Regions from separate parts of the Mus musculus genome. Here region 1 is linked to region 2. The links are chromatin loops, found by intact Hi-C in ENCODE. Cell type or tissue: gastrocnemius. All regions are shown on one strand. Links, peaks and the distances in the headings refer to the core of each region. The heading gives the core; the rest is flanking DNA. Region 1 has its middle 21 kb from the start of Gm39521. Region 2 overlaps Ikbkg (inhibitor of kappaB kinase gamma).

Region 1 (8,338 bases), core at 89-8,088, 430 kb before region 2:
TTGTATCCCCTTGATCTCCTTTTGTTATCGAATTGCTCTGGCTAGGACTTCAAGTACTATGTTGAAGAGGAAGGGAGAAAGTGGGCAGCCTTGTCTAGTCCCTGATTTTAGTGGGATTGCTTCAAGCTTCTCACCATTTACTTTGGTGTTGACTACTGGTTTGCTGTAGATTGCTTTTATCATGTTTAGGTATGGGCCTTGAATTCCTGATCTTTCCAAGTCTTTTATCATGAATGGATGTTGGATCTTGTCAAATGCTTTTTCTGCACCTAATGAGATGATCATGTGGTTTTTGTCTTTGAGTTTGTTTATATAATGGATTACATTGATGGATTTTCGTATATTAAACCATCCCTGCATCCCTGGAATAAAACCTACTTGGTCAGGATGGATGATTGCTTTAATGTGTTCTTAGATTCGGTTAGCGAGAATTTTATTGAGGATTTTTGCATCGATATTCATAAGAGAAATTGGTCTGAAGTTCTCTATCTTTGTTGGATCTTTCTGAGGTTTAGGTATCAGAGTAATTGTGGCTTCATAGAATGAGTTGGGTAGAGTTCCCTTACCTCTATTTTGTGGAATAGTTTGTGCAGAACTGGGATTAGATCTTCTTTGAAGGTCTGGTAGGACTCTGCACTAAACCCATCTGGTCCTGGGCTTTTTTGACTGGGAGACTATTAGTGACTGATTCTATTTCTTTAGGGGATATGGGACTGTTTAGATCGTTAACTTGATCCTGATTTAACTTGGGTACCTGGTATCTGTCTAGAAATTTGTCCATTTCGTCCAGGTTTTCCAGTTTTGTTGAATATAGCCTTTTTGTAGAAGGATCTGATGGTGTTTTGCATTTCTTCAGGATCTGTTATTATGTCTCTCTTTTCATTTCTGATTTTGTTAATTAGGATATTGTCCCTGTGCCCTCTAGTGAGTCTAGCTAAGGGTTTATCTATCTTGTTGATTTTCTCAAAGAACCAACTCCTTGTTTGGTTAATTCTTTGAATAGTTCTTCTTGTTTCCACTTGGTTGATTTCACCCCTGAGTTTGATTATTTCCTGCAGTCTACTCCTCTTGGGTGAATTTTCTTCCTTTTTTTCTAGAGCTTTTAGATGTGTTGTCAAGCTGCTAGTGTGTGCTCTCTCCAGTTTCTTCTTGGAGGCACTCAGAGCTATGAGTTTCCCTCTTAGAAATGCTTTCATTGTGTCCCAATGAAAGATTGGTGTTTCATTGTGTTCCAATGAAAGGCTTGGTGTTGTGAAATGTGGGATAGTGGATTGATCCTAGTTGGTGGTACCAGGTGGTGGTGGGAGGGGTTTATGGGTCCGTGATTCATGCACTCTATCAGTAGATGCAGCAAGTGCAGGAGTTCAAAGTGGTACTTGGCTACATGCTGATTCTGAGGCCAGCCTGTGCTGTGTGGAGCCCTTTCTCAGGACAAAACAGGCAATAGGCAAAATGAAAAAAAAAACCCTGATCATCAGGAATGACAAGTTGGCAACCAGAGTTCTAACACTGAGCTCAACTCAAGTTTTACTTGGTAACTGGAATGTTCTTCTGCAGTTGCTAATTTTTAGGAAAATGGGGGTGGGGGTGAGAAAGAGAATGAGAAAGCCTGTGCCCCTTGTCCCTCAGTAGGCATGGCTGCTTACTACTCTTCTACATCCTAAGAGAGAACGATAGTTCCTTGCTCCATGAGTGCCACCATTTAGCAGGAAACTGAATCACTAGAAAACATTCCCACCCTATCCTGCTAAGTGGAATCACTTGCAAGGCTCTGCCTATTTATTTATATACTTACTTATTTCAGAAAACCTGTTTTATTAAAACTAAGTTTCAAATAAATTATATCACATTAAAGCTGTAAAGAGAAAAAATCCAAAACCAGTTTGTTCCTTCATATAGAATCAGGCAGCTGCTGCTGGTGAGTTGCAGGTTCTATATCCAGCTAAGTGACTGATTAGGTACCATTTTGGTATTTGTTCCCTGTCACATGTTTAAATGATACTAATCTGGCAACACATTCCATGGTTTGGATACCCCTAAATTAAGAGTATCTGGTTTCAAAAAGAAGGAAGGAAAGTAGGAAATAAGGGAGGGGGGAGGGTGGGAGGAAGGAAGCGAGAAAGAAATGAATGAAGTGAGGAGTTAAGGGAGGGAGGAGGGAGGGAGGGAGAGAGGGAGGGAGGGAGGGAAGGATGGAGGGAGGGAGGGAGAAAGCAAGAAAGCAGGGACGGAAGGACTAAAGAAAGAAAGGAAGGAAGGAAGGAAGGAAGGAAGGAAGATAAAGGAAAGAAAGAAAGAAAGAAAGAAAGAAAGAAAGAAAGAAAGAAATAAGGAAAGAAAGACAGAAAGAAAGAAAGAGAGAGAGAGAGACAGAGAGAGAGAGAGAGAGAGAGAGAGAAAGGGAGGGAGGAAGGAAGGAAGGAAGGAAGGAAGGAAGGAAGGAAGGAAGGAAGGCCTCAAATATAATAGTAAGCTGCAGGCTGATGATTCCCAACATTTACACAAGGAAAACATCCAGTTTGTCCTGACCAGTGGAGCTAAACAGTCACTGTAAAATACCTGCAATAATTAGTAGCCATCTTATGAGGAAGCTCCATTATAGGGCTCATCTATGTCAGCCTTATAAAGCTGAAAAAAGCTAAGCAAAGCAAAGCAAAGCAAAGCAAAGCAAAGCAAAGCAAAGAAAAGAAAAAAGTCCAAGTATTTTTTTAAAGGTACCCCAAATGGTTACATTATACAAGCTGTGAGTTTCTCAGTCTTGTGACAGGGGACAGAATGGAAATTTTACTCATTGCTCAGAAATCCTCACTTAAGCTCCAGAGAGCTACTGAACCTTCAGCTGATCATCCTTAGCTCATCTAGTCTCTATCAGAACTGGCATGTTCTTTTGCACTGGTCACCCTGTAGCTGAATTGCATCCCATATTCTGGAGGCTCACTGATACTGCTGTTGCAGGAAAATTTCCCCCTTAATGCCTTCACTAGGTTCTTTTTTAAAGTAATCATCAGCTATTTTGGACAGTAGCAATAAGAGACTCATATTAAATTCTTATATGGAAAGAGGCCTTAGTGCCAGCAGTACATGCAGGTAATGACCCTTTCTTGGATCACCAAAGGAGTTAAAATGGGGCTTCTCACTAAGGAACATCAACCCCATTAGGTTATGCCTGCCTGGTGAAGAATGTGGAGCTTCCTTGTATAAGGTGGCATTCTCAGACCAAATGGTCAATTTTGGTGAAGGTGTGAATGGAACCATCTATCAGTGTCTTAACATCTTAGACTGTCCAAGACAGATAAGACCTGCTTGCACAGGCACTCTGAATAACCCCTGGGTTATACTGTATAACCCATGAATAATGCCATGCTGGGGGTTTCTGTGGTCCTCCGAATCAGTGGCACATGTGGGTGAGACAGCTTAGAGGAAATCCATATTGAAGGGTTCCATTTGTATCAGTGTGAAAAATGAGATTGGATCAGCACTGGAAACATACATAAGTGTCCCAGCAGCTTTCAGCATTTGCTGCATGGTGCATATGTTCTTCACTGCATTAAAAATATCACACACACACACACACACACACACACACACACACTCACACACACACACACACACACACACACACACACCAAAGGCCAAATTTTCAGTGTTATTATTCTCTCACATGACTCCCTGACAGGCACTGTCACAAATGTCTGCTTTAGCTTCCCTATGTTCCTGTAGCTCCTGCAAAGTGTGTCCTATGAAAGGTAACAACCCCAGGAGTTGACTTCCAGTTGTTGAAGCATCTCTACTGGGTCCAGAGACATTTGGTATCTGGGGAAGGACGGCTGCCTCTGCAGCTGCCACTCCTGACTCCACAGGGGTCTGGGGACTGAGACTGCCTGGAAAAACCTGGCTACCAGTACCTTCTGGGTCCCTCACTGGAATAAAACTGCCATGGCCACCCTCAGATGCAGAAGGCTGTGAGCTAGACGGGGCATGAAGAGCTTGAGGCCTAGGTCTACCCTTGTCTTCCTCATTGTCTGCTCTCCCCTCTGGCTTCATACAGCAGAGTGGGAATTCTGTGACTCCCAGGCCTTTCAGATTAGTGTAGAATAGCAGTGTGTGTTCATGTGTGTGTGGGTGGGGAGGTGTGTGGGTGTGGTAATTGTTTGTGTTTGTGAAGTGGTGCCTACCTGTGTCCAAACAGCCTGCACGCAAGAATCTTGCTAAACCTACTCGTTGGTTCCTGTGACTGTTTTGTAGGCCCCATCAGATTTTATTTTTTACATATGGGTGAAAGAAGTACTGCATGGTGGTGACAATAATGTTCCTCTCAGCACCGGCCTCCAACAGAACTGTACCACTCACTGTCTCTTGAATGAGTGAAGTGAAAGGCTCCAGCCTTTATATACAGTGCTTATGTGAAGCCCATTGCCATCTGTGCAGACAGGATCTTGAGAGGATTGGTCTGGCTGAGTCTTAATTCCACCTAGGCCTTGGGTATCAAGGGGTCTCTCTGAGAGCCAAACCACCACTCCTCCCTCACACAGCCCTTCTCCTGGGAACTTGTACAGATGGGACCTATCATAGGTAACTGCTCAACCCAACCTAGGCAGGATCCTGAGTCTGTGCTGGTCCATCTGCACACAAAGCCTCATCATTCAGGAGGCAGCAGCCAGGGCTCTCAGAGAGGCCTGACACCCATCCAAAACAAGCCATGGACAGATAGAAGGATTGGGAACACCCAAGACTGTAAAGGGCTGCAATCTACGTGCCGCCACTAGATGGTGCTAAACCTCATTGTGCGCAGCTGCGAGAGCACAGCCAGCCAAAATCACCAGTCCTTCTCCGAGGCTTTTGCCCAACCCCTGGGGGCTTTAACCTATCCCCAGGGTGCATGAGGATCATGGGTGTTGCTACCAGTCCTAGTTTAGACACGTCACCAAAAGTATTTAAGCCACACACTTTCTGAGCTTTCTTTGTCTACCTCAATATGATATAGAAGTAAAAGTTAACCGTGGAAGAATCTGGTGTGTCCTGTGTTTATTTCCCGCGGGACGGGGATAAGCTCAGGATACTTGGTGCCGAAACCCGGGAAAAAACGCCTTAACAACGCGGCACCTAGAGGAGACCCTCCGACCAACCGGAGCAGATTCAGAACCACGGTGGATTTTGGAATTCCGAGAGCATGCTGAATCCTTGTAAGTAACTCTGATCCTTCTTAATCCCTCCCCTTAACTGAAAGCCTTTTGTTCTCATGCTGGCTGTGTTAACCCTATTTCTCCCGGTTTGATCCTGCACTCACCAGAAGTGGCGCTGAAAGAAAAAGTTTTGAATGCTGTTAAGCACGATCAGACGGACGTATATAAGCCGCAGTGCTTGTCTCATATTTAAGCCTCTCGTAGATAAGGGAGCAGTATGGGAAATTCACATTCTGTAACTACAGCTCTACACTCTGTTTTAAAACAGCGAGAGATAAAAGTTTCTACAAGAACCTTAGAAACGTTCATTAAGGAAATAGAACGTATATCACCTTGGTACGCGTGTTCAGGGTCGTTAACTCTTTCCTCTTGGGAGAAATTAAGGGAAGACTTAGCTAAGGAACAACAGAATGGGAAATTAAAGGCAGGGACCATGCCATTATGGAAACTGGTGAGATCGTGCCTGGAGGATGAGAGATGCCATCCAGCAATAATAACAGGGCAGGCAATATTAGAAGAAGTACAGGACAGTATGGCAGAAACGGAATGGTGTGAAAGGTAAAGAGCTCTAAAAAAGGAAAATGTGCACAAAGAAAAAAGCCCTTCCAGAGACCTTGAGTCAGAGGAAGTGAAAAATTTGAGGATAAATCCTCAGGGAGAGAAAAAGGAAAAGGAGAAAGTTCAGAAAAGGAAAAGCCTTTATCCGGTAAAGGAACTAGAGGCTTTGAAGCTTGATAGTTTAAAAGCAGATGAGCTTAGCTCCTCTGAGGAAGAGGAGTCACATTATGAGGCAGCTCATTATAAAAAAGAAAGATACCATCCAGAGGAAAGGCGAGTGAAGAAATCAGAGAAAAAATTAAAAGTTACTGGAGACACAGAACAGGCCACCTCTGGGCCTTCTAGTCTCAATACACCTCCACCTTATGTGGAGAAATTTTATTCTGATTCTTTTCTTTCAAAGGAGGAAAAGAAAAAATTATATCAGGCATTTCCTGTCTTTGAAGCTGCAGATTGAGGGCGAGTACACGCCCCCATGGAGTATACTCAGATAAAAGAACTTGCTGAGTCGGTTCGCAATTATGGAGTTAGTGCCAACTTCACTATCTCCCAAATTGAAAGATTTGCTACTTTAGCCATGACCCCAGGAGACTGGCAGACAACAGTGAAGGCTGCACTCCCTAATATGGGGCAATATATGGAGTGGAAAGCGTTGTGGCATGATGCTTCTCAGACACAGGCCAAAGTTAATGCCACTGCTGAAGGCAATCAGAGAAATTGGACATTTGAATTATTAACAGGACAAGGGCAATATGCTAATAATCAGACGAATTATGATTGGGGAGCATACAATCAAATCTCCACTGCTGCCATTAAGGCGTGGAAGGCACTTTCCAAAAAGGGAGAGTCTGGAAGATACTTGACAAAAATTATACAAAATCCTCAGGAGTCATTCTCAGACTTTGTAGCTAGAATGACAGAGGCAGCAGACAGAATTTTTGGAGACTCTGAACAGGCAATGCCTTTAGTGGAACAGTTGATTTATGAGCAAGCCACTCAAGAATGCAGAGCAGCAATTACACCTAGAAAGAGCAAAGGACTGCAAGATTGGTTAAGGGTATGCCGTGAGCTTGGAGGCCCCTTATCTAATGCAGGGTTAGCGGCTGCCATCCTGCAAGGCCAAAGGCATTCAGATACAAATAGTAATAACAGGGTCTGCTATAACTGTGGCAAACCAGGGCATATGAGAAGAGACTGCCAGGCACTCGTAAAAGGGAAAGTGCTAGGGCTATGTACCAGGTGTGGAAAAGGCTATCATCGAGCCAGTGAGTGTCGTTCAATTAAAGACGTCAGAGGCAGATTTATTCAGTCTGGACCTCAGGCAGAAAGAAGTGAAGACAATTCAAAAAATGAGTTTCTGGGCCCCAGGTCCCAGGGCCCCAAAACATATGGGATCCCAGCTCACAACAGGCAGACACTACAGTCCACAGAGCTGCAGAAGTCTCAGCAAGAGTGGATCTCTGTGCCATCACTCGATTCATGCTGACACCCTCAATGGGGATGCAGCCCATTCCCACTGACTTCAAAGGGCCTCTGCCATCCAGAAGTGTTGGCCTAATACTGGGCCAGGCCTCCTTGGCTTTACAAGGCCTCATTATCCACCCTGGAGTCGTAAATCAAGACTATGAGGGGGAACTTCAAGTTCTTTGTTCCTGTCCTCAAGGTGTTTTTTCTATAGCACAAGGAGATAAAATAGCTCAGCTAATAGTCTTGCCAAGCCTACATGGCTACTCCCCCTCCCCTGGTGTCCTTCAAGCTGCTAGAGAAATTGGCTCTGCTAAAAATGATTCTGCTTACTTAATAATGCCTCTTGATTCCAGGCCAACTTTAGAGTTAGTTATAGAAGGGAAACACTTCAAAGGGATTCTAGATACAGGAGCAGATAAAAGTATCATCTCTTCCCACTGGTGGCCGAAAGCTTGGCCCGTTACTCAGTCATCACATTCTTTGCAAGGGTTAGGCTATCAGTCCTGCCCCACTATCAGCTCTCGCACTCTGAGCTGGCAAGCACCTGAAGGTCAAACGGGAAGGTTTACTCCCTATGTCTTACCACTCCCAGTTAATCTTTGGGGGAGAGACATTTTACAGGCACTAGGAATAACCTTGACTAATGAGTACTCACCACAAGCTGTTCAAATGATGAAGAAAATGGGCTATAAAGAGGGAAAGGGATTAGGGAAAAGAGAGCAGGGTAGACTTGAACCTATTCCTCAAGAGGGTAATAAAGGAAGACAAGGCTTGGGTTTTTTCTAGAATCAGCTGTTGAGGGTTCCATGCCCATACCATGGATTACAGAGGAGAATGTCTGGGTTCCTCAATGGCCTCTATCCTCTGAAAAATTAGAAGCAGCCACAAAACTGGTCTCTGAGCAGCTACGCTTAGGTCATTTAGAGCCCTCTACCTCACCCTGGAATACACCTATTTTTGTAATTAAGAAAACATCTGGCAAATGGCGTTTATTACATGATCTTAGAGCAATTAATGCACAAATGCGCCTGTTTGGATCAGTTCAGCGAGGGCTCCCATTGCTCTCCGCCCTACCTAAAAATTGGGAAATTATAATTATAGATATTAAAGATTGTTTTTTCTCTATACCT
Region 2 (8,338 bases), core at 326-8,325:
TAAAGGGCATTATATCACCTGAAACTGGAGTTAAAAACACTTGTGAGCTGCCATGTAGATGCTGTGAACTGAACCCAGGTCCTCTGAAGAACATCAAGTGCTCTTAGCCACTGAGACATCTCTACAGACCCTTGTTACTAATTATTGATTCAGAATTAAAGGAGGTTAGAGAAATGGGAGAGCATATATAACCCCTCATTTGCATGGCTGAGACTGAGTAAGCAGAGGGCAGAGTTGAGAGAACCATGTAATTATATACCTTGGTGGCTGTGTTTCCTGATGGTCAGATGCTATTATCAAGTGATTTTATCCTCTCTTCTATTAATGAATGTCTTCAGGTTGAATATGAGTCTTCTTTTTGAGATAATTGTGTCTCCAAGAAGCTACACAGCTATATAGGAGTACATTGAGAAATATAACCTTAGGTTGTGGGCAAGTGCTTATTTTATTATGGGGTATCCACAGAGAAGACTGCTCAGACATAGGTTTAAGCCAATAGAAAGTCTTTATTAGTCAGTCAGCAATTACACTGGGTGTTCGGGATCCCAGCGCAGCCCCCAAGCCTTTCTCAGGTTGTGCCTTTAAACACAAAAAACAAATCCTTGGTTAACATAATTCAGTTAAGAAAAATGGTTAGCTAGAAGAACTACAGAAGCAAAAAAAGAGTTAAGATTAGAATATTTAGAGACTTTCCCAGAACTATGGACTTTGATGGATTTTAGGTCTTTGTTTTTGTTTTGGCAGGTGGTGCTATCTAAGTACATTCACAGCCTAAATGGTATTTCCATCATGTAACCAGTTGTGCTAAAGTCTGGGGACTTTTACAGTTTGAGTGGCTACATTAATGTAGCAGTGTGATGCTTTTGATTTACTTACTTTTTACAATAAAATAATTCTTGTATAATATTGTTTTAAAAGAAGATAAGTTTGCCAACCAGTGGTGGTGCAGGACTTTAATCCCAGCACTCAGGAGGCAAAGGCAAGCAGATCTCTGAGTTCAAGGACAAGCTATTCTACAGAGCAAGTTCTAAGACACCCAGTGCTACAGGGAGAAAGCTGTGTGTAGGGTGTGTGTGTGTGTGTGTGTGTGTGTGTGTGTGTGTGTGTGTGTGTGTGTTTCAAGCTGAGCCAAGGGATACACACATGTAATCCAGCAGCTAACAGGTTGAGGTAGGAGGATGGTTTCAGGAGTAGATAAACATCCTCAGAGCTACTTAGGTTCTTCCTGTTATATCAGGAACAGATGATACCCACACTTTGTGGGCTTTTAAAAAGGAACATGAGGGAAAATACCTTAAAGATCTAACCCACCATGATGTACCTTATGAATATCCTAGTTGTTTTATAAATATCCACTAAGACACCTTACAAAAAATAACAAATCCAAAGCTAGTTAGATGTCTCAGTGGGGAAAAAAAAAAACCAACTGCCACCAAGCCAGAGAACCTGAGTTCCAGCCTTAGGAACTATATGGCTGAATAAGAAAACAGACTCATTCATGCCAGTTGTCCTCTGCACTCTGTATATCTGCTATAGCACATACAATAAATACATAATTTTTAAAAAGTCATGTAATATACAGAATGAACAGATCATACTTATATATTTAGAAACATAGACATACACACATGTATATGTGTATATATATACATGCATATGTATATACATATACATGTATGTATGTAAAACAATAATGAAATATGAGACCATAAATTTGAAAAAGAACAAGGAGAAGTATATGAAAAGGTTTGGATGGAGGAAAGGAAAGACAGAAATGATGTAATTGTATTATCTCAAATTTAGAAATAATAAAAATAAAAATAATAAATCCTATGAGGCTAGAGAGATGGCTTATTGGTTAAGAGCATTTGCACTTTCGGGGAACCCAAGTTTGTTTTCTATCATCCATGTCAGGCAGACCACAACTCTCTGTAACTCCAGCTGCAGGCAGTCAGATCCTCTAGCATCTACAAACACCTGTACCTATGTGCATACTCCATACATGTATACATATACATAACTAAAAATAATTTGCAAACAAAATAAAAAGAAAAAAAGAGAAAAAAATTTGCAAATAAGTATTTTTAAATGAAAAATCCAATATCTCACCCTGATAACTATCAGCAATGTTCTATCATTTGCTAAATATATTAAATTCTTGCTGCTTCCCTTCAAGATACCTTCAGAATTATCAAGGTAATTCTGGCACAATAGCAATAACAGTTGCTATTGTTATGTGCCCACTTTTATTTCAGCCTGCAGTCATTTTGATTTTTATGCCTAATGCAGCTAAATGTGTCTCAGTTTTTCTTTAAGAGCATCCTTATATTTCTGGGACAATATTATTTGGCTCCTTGTGCTTTCTCTGTCCTAACCCTGGAACCTGTCAATTCTCTAGTAAACACAAAACCTGATCCTCTACAGCTTGGAGTCCCTCTTTTGTATCTTCAAGTGTGAAGTCTCCCCATTAATGCACTGATTCCTACATAGTGTGATTCCCTTTCATTCTAACACAGATGTAAGTTCCTTACACTTTCTGTGACTCTGCCTATTATAGCCAAAATGGGCCCCACATAGTGGTTCTCAACGTTCCTAATGCTGCAACCTTTAATACAGTTCGTCATGCCGTAGTAAGCCCCCACCCATTAATTTTCATATTGCTACTCCACAACTGTAATTTTGCTACTGTTATGCATCATAATGTAAATATCTGACACGCAGGATATCTGATATGTGACCCCAAAAGGGTTGCAACCCACAGGTCAAGAACCACTAGACAGTGGTCATAGAACTCAGCCCATTGTGACATTGTAACCCATCCTAAACTCTTCTTTCAGTCACACAAAATATTTAGAGCAAATATCCTTACCCTTTTCACATCTGTGTCCCTTTTCCATTAATATACTTAACTATGGAGCCAATCTTTAAATCCATAAGAGCATGGATGGGCCTGCCAGACTGACAAATCAAATTCCATCCCAGCCCTGATCCTAGGATACTTGGCACCAGTGAAATCAAAAAAGCTGCTGTGCCTAGGTGGTCTCTTCTTTCCCACTGGCCACTACCTATCATACTTGCCCACTTAATTTTGTTCCTCTATTGGTGTAGTAGGTAGGGCCCATGTGTTGTCCAGTCCATGCTGATTTAGAGGCAACTGCTAGTCTTCAGTTAGTTCCAATTGTGGAACTCAGAAGAAAGGCTATGGTGTGATCATTCTATTTTGTGAGACAAAGTCAGTCACACATGTCTCACCTCCAGCTCTGCCCTTCTACTTAGTGGAACAATGCCAAGAGCTCATCAATAGTTCACCTGTCAAACAGCTTCAAAAGCAAATATTTGGGGAGAAGGGTTGTGGGAGGGGGTGACCAGGAATGGGACAGTGAGCGAGATATAAAGTGAATAAGTAAAAATTAATAAAATTAAATTTAACAAAAGCAAATATTCAACTCTTTTTATATCATCTTCGTTGTCACAAAAAGTTCTGGAAAACTGCAGGGCTTAGATAACATTTTAAATGCCAGTTTTATTGCAACCTAATCCATATACAACAAAAGTCATTCATCTGAAGTGTTCCTTGCACATTCACAAATGTATGAGTATCGCCATAGCCAATTTCAGAATATTCTCATTTTCCCTCAAAGAACTTTGTATTCATTAACTATCACTCTCTCCTCACCCCTCTCACCTCCAGGGAATCACCAGTTAACTTTTTGTTTTATGAGATAGGATCTTGCTATGAAGCCTAAGCCAGCCTAGAACTCATTAACATCTTGCTTCAACTTTGAGTGCATGCTCTACCACAGACTGGCCCAACTGGCTTTCTTCCAAATTCTGTTTTTCATATCTGAAACCAAGACACTCATTAAAAACCTGAACAAAATGAAAAAAATAAGCTAGTCAGATATATTTATAATCCTAGCACTGGAGAGGCTGAGGATGGCTGTAAATTCAAGGCCATCGTGGATTACATAATAAGTTCCAAACTAGACAGGGCTGTCAAAGTCAGGGGAAGGTAAATAAAGTGAGAAGCTGATAACCAGGGATTGTAGCTCAGTGATGGTATGAATGCTTACATGTGAAAGACCCTGGGTTCTATCCCCAGCACCACAAAAAAAGGCTATTGGTACTATAGTCCTAAAATAAGATTTCTGTACTATAATTTCTAGTACATTAATAACTTCTATAAGTCACCAATTATGGTGACAAGTGACGTCCATGAAGATATTGGCAGGGGAATCCTGATATCGTCTCAGACAAGCTCAGCCATCAGTAAATGCAGTTTCCCTGTGTTGAGTATACGACTAAATTGATACGGCTTCTGTCTCCCTCTAGTGGTAGAAAAGAAAAAAACACTAGAAAAGGTCAGTGGTAGTAATGTGAGTTAAAACAGGGTAGTATGATTTAGGATGAAGAGATCAGATGAAAGAACTTTTGTTTACACTTATATGGATGACAAAAAGTAGTCAACAGTACAAATTAGGGAACAGAACTTTCTCAGCAAAGGAGACAACAGGAGCAACAGCCTTAAGAAACAGAAGTGCTGGGCTGGTGAGATGGCTCAGTGGGTAAGAGCACCCTACTGCTCTTCCAAAGGTCTGGAGTTCAAATCCCAGCAACCACATGGTGGCTCACAACCATCCGTAACAAGATCTGACTCCTTTTCTGGAGTGTCTGAAGACAACTACAGTGTACTTACATATAATAAATAAATAAATAAATCTAAAAAAATTTAAAAAAAAAAAGTGCTAAGTGGTTTGAGGAAAGGAATAGAAGGCCAGTGTAGAATTGGCTGAGCTTTTAGAGAAGTTGACATGACATTAGATCAACACAAGGCTGAAGATGGAGTTTAGGTCTCAAGTAACAGAAAATCAGTGGAGAGCACTAAGCAAAGTGGAAACAGATTTACCAGATCACACTGGTTGCCAGTAGCAATGGATAAAAAAGAGCCTGCAGTTTCAATATGAAACTGCACCTAACAGTCAAGGCAAGATGAAGGGACCCAGGACATCTCACACTGAGCCTGGCTAGATCAGAATTGAACATCAAACAACTTCTCTCATAACTAACTTCCACTGTTACCTAGTCCTCCCAATGGTAGATAGATTGTCCAGGTACCCAGGCAGGAAACCAAAAGTCCAGCAATCCCTCTCTTCCATGTCCATAATGTTGGCTGCAGCTCCATACCTAAGACCCTCATGCTGCTCTGACCTTCTCTGCAAATCATCTCTTTCCATCACTGTCACTAGATACTGAACAAAATGCTTCCATGTTTCCAAATACCCACCTGTATACAACACTGGTGTGCTTATAAAAAGGAAACACAAGATGGCCATGTGACAAAAGTGGCAGAGGCAGAGATGCAGGTACAACTAGAGAAAACTAAGAATTTCTGGGACCTGCCACACACTGGAGAGGGGCACTGGAATGGGTTATCCCTTATGAGGAACCCACTTCTCAGATGCCTGCCATCCTTAACAGGGAGAGGAAATCTGTTGCCTAAGCTCCCTAACGTGTGGTACTTTGTTGCTGCAACCACAGGAAATTCAAGCCCCAAATTAGTTGACTTGGCCCCTTTCACCACTCTGTTGTGTCAATAATGAGCTTTCCTCAGCCATAGGCAGAAGAAACCTCAGAGCTGTGTGTAACAGCTACTTCCTATGTAATACAGGGGAATTAAAGAGATAGAAATAGCAAAGAAAACCTTTGTTACTGGCAATCCTACCCCTACATCCAACAAGGGAGGACAGAGTGCATGCTTGAAAGTCTTACTTCTTTATTTCATATTTTATACATAATTTAATCCTCGGGCCTTTTTATACCATCGTACAGAGAATGTTCATGTAATAAAATGTTCAAGATGCTAGCCATGCAGGCCTGTGTCATCGGATATGTTGTATCTTATTTCATCACAGCCTTGGGTGGTAACAGATGATGGTGCCATAACACTGGAGAGGCACTCCAATGAAGCAGTCACTGTGAGGACCAAACTGTTGTCAGGTAAAGAGGGCTGGGGATGCTTCCAAAGTGCTTGTTCATCTCTCCAAACTCCCACCTTGAAAGGGGAAACACTAAAAGGTAGGCCTTACCTTGCCTGAGGGTGTCACACACAGGGCTGCAATTGTTCCTTTTTAGATATCATTCCTACCTACAATCTGCCTTATCGTTTATTACTTCAGTAGGTGAAGCACTCTGTACTGTCTTACTGGCTCTCTGGTTTTCTCTTGGGCATGGGCCAACAGGAAGAGAGCATACATAAGAAGCACTATCTATTCCAGAACAGGTCTTCTGGAAAGGGCATGCTTCTAGCTGTATGGATCTAAAAGTTGTCTGCCAGAGGCCACATAAAATTTGTGCAAAAGCAAGTAGACTAATTCCTGAGGGGAATGGAACGACCACTTTTTCCAGTTCTAGCTTAAGTAATTCTGCAAAAGAAAAGAGCATGTCTCATGTCAAAAAGATGGTAGAATCTCAAATCTTTGATGTACGGTTAATCATACACCATACTGCAGGGTAAGTCGGTGGCAAGGGCTCCCACCTTCTAGAAGGGTACTAGGTCCCAACCATTACCTTGTGCCACCCTCAGATTTGTCTTGACCAGTGCATGAAGCCCATGTTTTCAAGCTTCCTACTGTGTAACCTGGGTCACACCTGCTTTCTGGGACCCTTTCAGGATAAAGTACTGGTCAGAAATGCACCTATGCATCTCTGTTTATCCAAGAAGCGTGAAGCTCATGCAGCCACTGCAGGCAGCCCAACAGCTCTCTCCTACTATAGCCAACCTGCCTTTCCCAATCATTCCCACTGACCCTACTAACAGCATCAAGCACTGACAAGGGTCTGCCTTCAAACTCTGAAGACTACTGGTCATCACCCTAGAGACCAGGTCTCTCTAGCAGAATTACAAGGCTTTAAAGGCCCTGCCTTTGGGCTGCATTTACTCAGGTTCTGATGATATCCATACTCCGGGTTATATAAGCCCAAACCCCCATAATGTGAGAACAAGACTTTATTTGGGGAAAGGATCTTGGTAGGTGGAATGAGTTAAGGGTCTTGAACTGGAGATCCTCCTTAATCTAATCAAATAGACCCCACATGCACAACATGGTTTCCTTATGAGACAGAAGAGAGGAAGAAACCACAAGGCCCTAGAACCAGAAACTGGAGTGATGGGTCTATGAGCCAAGCAACACCAAGGACTACCACAAACCACTGAAAGTTAAGAGAATGCCTGGAATTGATTCTCACAGCCTCCAGAAAAAACTTAATATGTGGCTTCCAGACAGGAAAGAGTGATTTGTTGTTGTTGTTGTTGTTGTTGTTGTTCTTGCTCTTCCAAGTTTAGGAAAAATTTTAAAGCAGCTATAGAAAAGTGATATATACCACCACAAAACTGGACTCAACCTAAACCAATAGTATTCCTAAAGGAAAATTATAGATTAGGTATTTAAATGAAAACACATAAGCAAAGAACTTGTTTGTTCCTTTAACATTTTCCTAAAGATCTTTCTGATAGATACCTGGGAATTAGGAAATGGAAAACTTACTCTGCATCCCCTGAAAATTCCGAGAAAGCCCCCAGCTCAGGATTACTTTTTAAATCCTTTTTTATAATCTGAATTCTACTTAGCCTTCTCACTCTTAATGGGAAAGAAACCATGTAAATAAAAGCCCCCGGGATGGATTCACAGATACCACTCAGAACCATGAAAGCTTACAGGAGGGCAGGAAGGATTTAGACCTAAGGAATGAGCAAGGCATATTTATTGCTTTCTCAACTACAACTTCCTTTCCTTTACTAGAACTGCAGGTCTAATACCAATGACGGTAAGGTCCCACAAAATGTCTAGAACCTTGCAAAACAAGTGAAGTGTTCCCTTTTCTGTGATCAGTCAGTCACTGCTAAATGGTTCCCTAGGACATTTTGGCTGGTGAAGAACATGTGATCACAAACTCCAGGAGTGTGATGAACTATGGCCACCACCATTCACAGAAGGTAACAATGTGCTTGGCAAAAACAAGAGCACACTGGGGCTAGAAAAAGGAAAGCATACATGTGAAATACCTTTCTGTTGACAAAGCAGTCATAATTCCAAAGTCAAAAAACTAGGAGTAAAGAATGGGTAAGTAGGAGTATAAAACAGCTTCTAGGCCCCAAAACACTAACAATCAATGTGGAACAAGGGGTGCACTTCTGTAATAGTCAAAACCAACCTGACTGATAATCAAAAAGCTCTACAAAGCCCAAGAACAAATGGCAATGTCCCAACAGAAAAATGGGTAGGAATTATGAAAATCCAAGTTACATCAGAGGAATTAAAAAGGGCCCACATGCCCCAGA

What was found. A loop is a pair of places that touch in the nucleus more often than their neighbours do. Peaks named below come from ENCODE experiments on the same cell type or tissue, not always from the same donor. Only the 100,000 strongest peaks of a DNase experiment are listed, where the experiment ranks them.
Region 1: a loop joins it to region 2, with 8 times the contacts of the local background. A loop is called at or near these places in 2 of 42 quality-filtered maps.

What each region holds. Positions count from the first base shown.
Region 1 is chrX:74,876,726-74,885,063 of GRCm38, reverse strand. No RefSeq gene overlaps it. Among named protein-coding and RNA genes, the nearest start is that of Gm39521, 21 kb to the right of the region's middle. In gastrocnemius, for the core only: a CTCF peak has its summit at 4,744 (motif pointing right); no DNase peak of the experiment used is centred there; H3K4me3 peaks cover 283 bases.
Region 2 is chrX:74,448,941-74,457,278 of GRCm38, reverse strand. Ikbkg (inhibitor of kappaB kinase gamma) reads right to left here. Exons shown (of 10, transcript NM_010547.2): 10 at 3,501-8,338. Among named protein-coding and RNA genes, the nearest start is that of Ikbkg, 23 kb to the right of the region's middle. In gastrocnemius, for the core only: a CTCF peak has its summit at 4,343 (motif pointing left); no DNase peak of the experiment used is centred there.